Linked DNA regions of Homo sapiens: regions 2 and 3 are each linked to region 1. Evidence: chromatin contacts called from ENCODE Hi-C data. All regions are on one chromosome and are shown on one strand. The core of a region is the stretch at or near the end of the contact, and the rest is flanking DNA. Distances in the headings are between cores, read along the strand shown.

The links. A loop is a pair of places that touch in the nucleus more often than their neighbours do. Pooled maps may share reads with other maps.
Region 2: a loop to region 1 is called in a pooled map, with 4 times the contacts of the local background. The contact joins the promoter of ST3GAL4 here to the promoter of IGSF9B in region 1. A Hi-C loop is called at or near these places in 3 of 50 pooled maps.
Region 3: a loop to region 1 is called in a pooled map, with 12 times the contacts of the local background. The contact joins the promoter of PUS3 here to the promoter of IGSF9B in region 1. A Hi-C loop is called at or near these places in 5 of 50 pooled maps.

The regions. Positions count from the first base shown.
Region 1 is chr11:133,955,613-133,958,474 of GRCh38, forward strand. IGSF9B (immunoglobulin superfamily member 9B) reads right to left here and starts at 1,356. Exons shown (of 20, transcript NM_001277285.4): 1 at 1,079-1,356. The coding sequence starts at 1,142. RefSeq lists a silencer at 1,185-1,534.
Region 2 is chr11:126,354,290-126,356,989 of GRCh38, forward strand. It overlaps ST3GAL4 (ST3 beta-galactoside alpha-2,3-sialyltransferase 4), which reads left to right and starts at 1,397. Exons shown (of 11, transcript NM_001254757.2): 1 at 1,397-1,553. GSEC (G-quadruplex forming sequence containing lncRNA) reads right to left here and starts at 1,298. Exons shown (of 2, transcript NR_033839.1): 1 at 1,153-1,298. RefSeq lists enhancers at 289-1,032, 1,033-1,774, 1,775-2,518, 2,206-2,355 and a silencer at 1,236-1,615.
Region 3 is chr11:125,901,943-125,904,696 of GRCh38, forward strand. PUS3 (pseudouridine synthase 3) reads right to left here and starts at 1,264. Exons shown (of 4, transcript NM_031307.4): 1 at 1,228-1,264. DDX25 (DEAD-box helicase 25) reads left to right here and starts at 2,566. Exons shown (of 12, transcript NM_013264.5): 1 at 2,566-2,638. The coding sequence starts at 2,576.

The DNA of each region.
Region 1 (2,862 bases), core at 106-2,605:
CGCAGCCGGGTCGTGTCTGCGCGCTGACAGCCCTGAGCTCACAGTCCTGGCACCCTCCAGGCTCCGCTCCCACTTCCATACAAGGGCCGAGAGCCGGGGGTGCCACCCAGAGGCTTGTAGGTCGCTCTGCCCATCTCCAAAGCAAAAGCCCGCGCGCTCACGCACGCATCACCCAACTCGGTGGCTCCCCCCTTGCGTCTCCCCCAGCTCAGACCCAGGAAAGCGGAAAGAGAAAATCCCCCCTCCGCTCGGATTCACAGCGTGGGGACCCCCCCTTCCCCGCCCCTCCCCTCCCCCGCCGCCGCCCCCAGCCAGCTCTGCCTCGCAGCCTGGGGAGGGCGGCGTGGGGCCCGCGCGGCTGCGGCGCGCTCCCGGGGAACTTTTGCCTGGCCGGGGCCCAGGTGCGGCTGAGAGGCGCGGGGGCCGGCGGGGTCCAGCCAAAAGCGGACACACCTCGAAGCTGGCCTCATCAATCCTCCTCTCACCGGGCGCCCCTGCTAGGGGGATCCGACCTCCAGCTGCCAAGATGTGTGGGCAGGAGGGGCGCGAGCGGAGCGATGGACGCCCGCAGGGCCGCGCGAACCCGGGGCCTTAGACGCGGGTGCCGCCAGTCCCAGGGATCCTCCGGGTCGCGCCTCCCTGCAGGCGCTCCTCGCGGCGCGGGGCTCTAGCGTGCTGCAGCCTGCCCGGAGACCGCAAACTCCCGCAGCCAGAGTTTCCCGCAGCTCTGGGAGGCGGCCGCCGGGCAGGAGGCGACGGGCTAGGCGCGCCGGTGTGCACCGTGGGGCCCGTGGTGGGCGAAGTCGACCCAGGTTCCACTGCGTCCTTTCCCCGAGTGCCCGGCAGCCCGTGGGCTCTGGCCCCTTCCCGCCCGCCCCTCCAGCCCACGGCCCCCAGGCCCTCCCCGGCAATGCTCCCGGGCCGCCTGGCCCGCGTCGGAGCCCAAGCCTCACCCGCGGGAAGGCGCGCCGGGGAGCTGGGGAACCGGGGGGCCAAGGAGCCGGGAAACCGAGGGGCCGGGCGCGAGGGGCCGAGGGCGCCGGGAGGGGCAGGGGAGGGACGCCGCACTTCAACTCACCTTCAGCCGCAAGCCCTCGGGTGCCGATCACACTTGCTATGAAAGTGGCCACATACCAAATCATAGTACTACCGCGCCAGCCCGGAGCCTCATCCTATCGCAAAGTGCTCCCGCGCCCGCACGCGCCTCGCGCCCGAGCGCCCGCCTCGCGCCCGCCTCGCGCCGCCTACGCCCCGCGCCGGTGCTCCTGCAGCCCGGGTGGCCAGCTCTCCATCCCTCCTAGGCTCCGCTCGGCTCGGCGCGCGCCTCCCCGGCCCCGGCGCAGCGGCACCTGCACTACTCGCCCGGGCGGAGCGCAGCCAGGTCCACGGTGAAGCCTAGCCGGGCCGGGCCTCCGGAACCGCCCCCGCCGCCCGCCTATTGGGCGCCGCCCGCAAGCCGGGGGTCCGATTGGCTCAGCCTTCCGCCCGTCGCGGCGCGAAGGAGGCGAGCCCATTTCAAGGTGCGTTGAAGTGTGGCGAGCACAGAGCCGCAGAATCATGCGCATTGCCGGGGAGAAGGTGGTATAGCGTCTCTGCCCGCTTCTCTCTCGGCTCACACTGCGTGGCAAGTTTCTGGTGAGGGAAATGGTAGCTTCTAACGGGACCCTGGCGGGTCTCAATTACCCCGGACAGGTCTGAGGGAAGTGGAGCCCCCGCCCACTCATGGAACCCAACATCCGGTTTCCATCCGGCAAAAAGCAGTTCCCGAGAGGACCATGCTGATTCTATGATGGGGAAACCCAGGAGCCGGCGGCCCGGGAGAGCCGGGGAACGTCCTTCGCCGGAGATCTTTTCAAAGAGGTCACGCGCCGCCTCCCCACCCCGTCTCCCTCCGCACCCAGACACGTCCCCAGAGCAGCGCACCACCCCCTCCAAACGTGATGCAGACCGGGGGATGACTAAAATGACCTCTCAAAGTCGCTAAGATTTAGAGTGAGTCATTGGCTCAGCTGCGAAGTGCCACAGACCCCTCAGGAACACTCGTGCACACACACTCCACCCCCAGTGCTGGTCACTGCTGCTCATCATTACTGAATCCCGACTCCAAGCAGTCAAAGTTGGGTCTTTTTCCCACTTCTCCTGATAAAGGCTGCTTCCTCACGCACATGGTTCCTCCCCTCTCCACCTTACTCGGAGCCCAGCCCCGACTCGGCCGCATGAAACCAAGATGGGTTTGGGGGAAGCTTTAGGAGTCTGGGATGGAGGAGACCCAGGGAAAGGGAAGGAGCTTCTCATCCTACAGAGGAATGTAAATAGGAAACTGGAAGGTCTTCGTATGTTCCAGTCTCCCTACCCTAGCCTGTCTGCTTCCCCTCCCCCAATACAGTTGTATTTGCAGAAGAAATAAATGAGTGTCATGGAAACATCTACTACAAACAATCACCTCACACCAGCGCTCAGAGGCTGCAGTGAAGATGTTTGTTCTTTCAAGGAGTGAAGGCAGTGGTAAGAATCACACCGCTCCCTGGGATGGGCTGTTGGCCAAGGAAGGAAGGCAGAGGGTCAGCGAGCGAGAGCTCAGGAATTTCATCCTCTCAAAGCACTCGTTAGCCACAAAGCCCTGGCTCCAGGACATGAAGCTCCCAAAACAACAAGAAGGAGACTTGCTTCTGGGAAAGCGTGCACACAGGTACACACACATGCACAAAAAGTGGCCTTGAACACCGGAGGTGGAGCATTCCCTGACACCGGAAGCCTCTTAGCTCACCGCCAGCTGGGAGGCAGAAAGAGGCCCCCAACAGAGCAGTCAGTGAGCACATGGATAAAGGTCGAGGGCCTGGATAGATCCAGAGAACCAGGACT
Region 2 (2,700 bases), core at 147-2,646, 7.6 Mb before region 1:
CAGCTACTCGGGAGGCTGAGGCAGGAGAATCACTTGAACCCGGGAGGCAGAGGTTGCAGTGAGCCAAGATCACGCCAGTGCACTCCAGCCTGGCGACAGAGCGAGACTCTGTCTCAAAATAATAAATAAATAAATAAATAAATAAATAAATAAATAGTTGTTGAATGCATGTCTGACTGATTAAGCCAAAGGCACCATATTCAAACAAAATCAGACACTGGTGCAATGCCAAACAGCTTCTGCCCGTGCAAGGAATGATTTAGCATGGAGCACAGTCACCTGCAGAGGAACAACTTGGAGGCAGACTCTCCTTACTCAGCTCACTTGGAGCAGAGCTTCCTGAGTTGGGGGTTCTTGACAGATAAGCCCTCCAGCTTCAGCAGAAGCAGGCTTGGAGCTGCCACTTCTCTGAACCCCCTTGCACTTACTGTCAGTCACTCACACCTTGCACTTATTCACATCCTATCCTGCCTCGTTCTTGAATGGAGTCCATGGTGAGCCTTCTCTGTGCCGCTGGATGGTAAGCTTCCTGGGGACAGGGAATGGGTCTGATAGTTTCCTTGGAGCCCCTGGCGCTCCCGGCACTGGGCTGTTGATACGTGGGGCTCCGGAAACACTGTGCTGACCTGTGAAAGGGACTGGCCTAAGGGGCTGTGGATTGTCCTGTAGGGTGACTTCTGAACTGTTCTTCAGCCTGGGCAGTTCCCAGGTTTATTTGGGGGGATGCCTGGGTCCAAAGAACCAGGGTCAGGGGCCCAGGGGTTTCTTCCTGGAGACAGGATGCCTGGCGCCTTCAATAACGGAAAGGAAACTGAGAAACTTTCTGAGGCCAAGATAAAGAGTATGCAAGTGAGGGGTGCAGAGAGAGCAGTTTAGGGGCAGCAGGCCCCAACCGAAGCAGAGGAAGGGCCCACGTCTGGGCCCAGGGGACTGACTGGCTGCCTTGCGTGCATGGGGCACGGGAAGCATAGGCTCCCGGAACAGGACCCTGCCCCAGTTTCCCCAGTGAGGGAAGGACACCGTTCCCCGTGGGATAGAGCACTGCACCCTTTCTTGATTCTCATTGTTCCCGGGAGCGAGCGCCTTGGCTGCGCTGGGCATACCCACCCTGGCGCCATTCACAGGCAGTGCCTGCCCTGGCCCTGTGCTCACCCCATCAGGCCTCCTCTTCCGCCTCTCTGGCACCCACGGCGCCCCTGCTTGCCTCTGTCCGGGTCTCGGAGGCGCGAACACCATCCCAAGCCTGCGACCGCGCGGCATCACCCCCGCCCTTCCCCCTCCTCCACCCCGCCCTTTCTACCCCTCCCGGGAGCTCCTGGGAGTCGGGCCGCCGTGTGCGCAAGCGTGTCCAGCCCCTTCCCCGCCCCCAACCCGGGCCCGGGTCCCCGCCTCCCCTGCAGGCGGACTCGCCCGCTCCCAGGCCGGACCCGCGCCCGGGACAGGGACCCGGCCGAGTCGAGCCGTCGCGCCAGCGCTGCGCCGCCGGTCGGTGCGCCTAGCGGATCGGAGCTGCGCGCGGAACCGTGCTGCCCCGCCCCGCTCCACCCGTGAGGGTGAGTACGCGGCGGCGGTGCGCGGGGGCCCGCGGGGCGGGGCGGGGCGGGGAGCCGCGGGGTCCTCGGCCGCCTGACCCCAGCCGGCGCCGCGCCTCCCGGAGGGGGTCGGGCCCTGCACGTGGGCGCAGCGCGGGTCGGGGTGGGGCTGCCACAGCCCTGCGGAGCTGCTTTCCGGGGTCCCTTTCCCTGGACCAGATTTTCGCGGGAAGCCGGATCCTCTCCGTTCCCTTGGAGTGAGCAAGCGGGACAGTTCTGCGGAAAGTTTCCGCCCCCAATCCCCCAGCCCTGCGCCCGGACTGAAGCGGCGGCCCCCACCTCCAGCATCCTCGAGCGATGGTTTCTCCCACAACTACCCCGGTCAGGTCCAGCACTTGGGAGCTGACTGTGCTGGAGGTGACAGGCTTTGCGGGGTCCGCCTGTGTGCAGGAGTCGCAAGGTCGCTGAGCAGGACCCAAAGGTGGAGTTGTCAGTGGGAGGCCGGCTGTGCCCAGGGTCCTAGGGCCACGTTATGGGGGTCGTCAGGCCTAGGCCACTGTGCCTCAGGGCTGCATGGGTGGTGAGCAGTGGGAGGGATGCGATGGGGGGAGTGGGCTCAGCTGTCTGCTGTGGGTGTTTCCTCGGGGACCTGGCTGGCAGGGACCTCCCGGCCAGCCCAGAACTGCCAACATGTCTGCCAGCACTGCCCCTCCATTCCCAGTCCTGGGGGGAGGCTCTGTCTGGGCAGCTTGAGGCCTGACCTACTGTGGCTGCTTCCTCTGCTCCCCAGCCTGGGTCCTGAGGGCCTGGCTTAAGGGAACTGCTGCCAGAAGGCTGGGAGTGTAGGCAGTGTTCGGGTGCCCAGCTGTGCCCTGTCTGACCTCATGGCCACCCACAAGCTGGCACCCCCCACAGGCCTCTTGGGGAAGCCTGTACTTTCCACCGCCGGAGGCGGGTACCGCGTGGAAGCCAGGCTCAGGCGGACTCATTCTTTTTGAACTTTGGGAACAGGCCTGGTACAGGCTGAGTTCTCACAAGAGACACACACCCGTGTCACTGTCTCCTGAGCTGTGCCGGACCCGTCCTACAGACTCCACCTCCTCTAGGTCCTGGCCCTGGCATCTGCCAGGGGGATTTTAAATGAGTTGATATATGCTAAGTGCTTTGA
Region 3 (2,754 bases), core at 14-2,513, 8.1 Mb before region 1:
GACTTTTTATGAGGTCAAAAATTACATGGTGATTTTAACATGCAAAACACTCCAGTGATTATTTGGATCTCAAAGTCCAACATTACCAAAGTCTCCAAAGTTCAACTCCCGTGCTAACTAAAGAACTAGGCCAGGGAGTGAGTCTAGTTGGTCATAAGGCAGATTTGTGGCAAAAACAGGACTTGGTACACTACAGTGCTTTTTCCAGCACACCTTACCCTAATTCAGGGTGAAGTGCAGGAGTTCCCAAGCAGACGTTTAAAGTAACACCCTGGCCAGGGCTGCGAAGTAACCACAGAGAGGGAATTCGTGTGTCCCCTAAGCACCAATTACAAACTAAAACGGCCATCACCAGATGTTCCATACATTGGGCCAGGCGCCGTGGCTCACGCCTGTCATCCCAACATTTTGAGAGGCCAAGACGGGGTGGTGGCGGGGGGGAGGGGGGGTCGCTCGAAGTCAGGAGTTCGAGACCAACCTGGGCAACACAGCGAGACCGTGTGTTAATTAAAAAATTAAAAACTAGGCTGCCAAGATGGCGCACGCCTGCAGTCCCAGCTAGTTGGAGGCTGAGGTGGAAGGATCGCTTGAGCCCAGGAGGTAGAGGCTGCAGTGAGCAGTGATCACGCCACTTCACTCAGCCTGGGCGACAGTCTTAAAAAAAAAAAAAAAAAAGTCCTAATCTCAGGAACCAGTGGGTTAACACATAAATAGCATTCCTCTTGATAAACTTTATATTAATCCAAAGGGAAGAAGAGGGAGTACTGTCCAAAGGATTAGCAGACACGCACTATGATCACTAGAAAGCAATCGTGGTCTGTATGTAAGGCAATCCCCAAAATAATTTGAAAATTGCTGCCACAGCCTCCCACATACTCCTGGGTTCTCAACTTCTACTGTTTTATGAGCACCCAATTCTAAGTGGGGCAGCAGAGCACTTTTGTACTCCACAGTACAAGTACCACTGAAGCTCCCGTCACAACGGAATTAAAGACGACCCTACTGCGGCGAGTTTCCACCGAGAGCTCCAGAAAGTACCAGGCACAAAAGAAAAATACATGGTCTTAAGCGAGGTCTCATTTCCATACGGCAATGCTTTCCTGAAAAGACCAAAGTATGTGAAAGAGGGCAAAAAGAAGACAACAGACAACCGTTCAGCAGTGTGTCCATTTGTCCCTTCCCCTGTGGAACCCAGAAAGTAACCCACTCCAAAAATCCCACACTTACTTTCCGGCAGCCGGCCGCGCCGCGTTTCCGAGAAAGGAAGCTGTCACTGTGCGTCTTCTGCGCAGGCGCCCGAGCCCTCATGGGAGGTGTAGTCCAAGTTTGTGGGAAATGTAGTTCTGAGAACCGAGCTTGGTGCTAGAATCTACCTGAGGTTTTCTAGTCCAGCTACCGTTTCTCCGCCCACAGGGCAGAATCTGGGCCTGTGGCGGGACAGCAATAAAAGGAGGAATTGTAGTGCTACGCTAAAATAATAGAAAAAAGGTAATTTTTCAAATTCTGCTATCCTTATACGAAAACTAAAAGATTGAAGATCTTGGCTCGATTTTATACCTAGTTAAATGAGAAGAAAGTTACCATTGAGAGACAAAAACATTTACTATTAGAATTCAAATTAAAAGCTGAAATGAATATGATAATCTCAAAACAAACGACTAGGTGCCCTGAGAGTGACCGAACAGAGCGGGGAGCGTTGCTTCAGCACCACGGAGAGATCATGACTGCAGTTTCGTGTGGGTTTTTGTATTTTTGCCCCCAATTCCAGAAATGCTGATCAAAATCTCAAAATTACAATTAGAAAACTGGGGGGCGGGGGGGAGGTGGAATTTGGTTCTTTCGTCCAAATTGAGCGGTCATTAAATCATTAGTACCAGGGATCCAGGGATCTATACCGGATTATGCAAACGCATGTAGGACGTAGAGGTTATACCGAAAGGTAATGTTTTTAACAAGAGACCACATTTCAGAATAAAAGCTTTAAAAAGCCTATGTGGAACATCACAGGTATCTAGGGCAGGAACAGCAGTTAGAGCTTGAACAGTTCTGCTTCCTTTCCGCAACTGTGGCATTCGAGGTCATTCGTCATATCAAATTCATCAGATTTTGTCTCCACTTTGCTAACCAATTCGCTAACCTTTCTGACATCTTGTGATGTGGAGGCGGAAATTTCCAGGGAAACCGACACGGGGCGTAAAGCGCGGCGGGGAGTCCGGGGGGCTCCCGCCTGGAGGGCTGTGTGAGCGGCGGGCCGCGGGGCGGCGCGGGGGGCGCTCTCCACTCTGCGGAAGCTGCCCCCTCTGCCCTCCGGTCCGCGCCCTTTCGCCCCGCTCTCTGCCCTCCGCCCCGCTCTCTGCCCTCCGCCCCGCTCTCTGCCCCCCGCCCCGCTCTCTGCCCTCCGCCCCTTCCGCGCGCCACCCAGCCTTCCAGCGCCTGCGCGCCGCACCGCGGTGGTCGCGGGCGCGGACGCGGACGCCTGCCCCCTAAGGAAGCCCATTGGCCAGCGGATGGGGCCAGCACCGCCTCGCGCCGGTGGTGGAAGCACGTGCTGGGGGCGGGAGCAGCAATCGCAGCCATGGCGTCGTTACTGTGGGGAGGCGACGCAGGGGCGGCGGAGAGCGAGCGGCTGAACAGCCACGTAACCGCCACCGAGCCGGGGGGCCACAGCCGCGGGGGTGGAGCTCCCACTCGCAGAGGGAGATCGGCTGGGAGGGGAGGGAGAGCCCGCGAGCGTTCGAAGTGGGGCGTCAGATG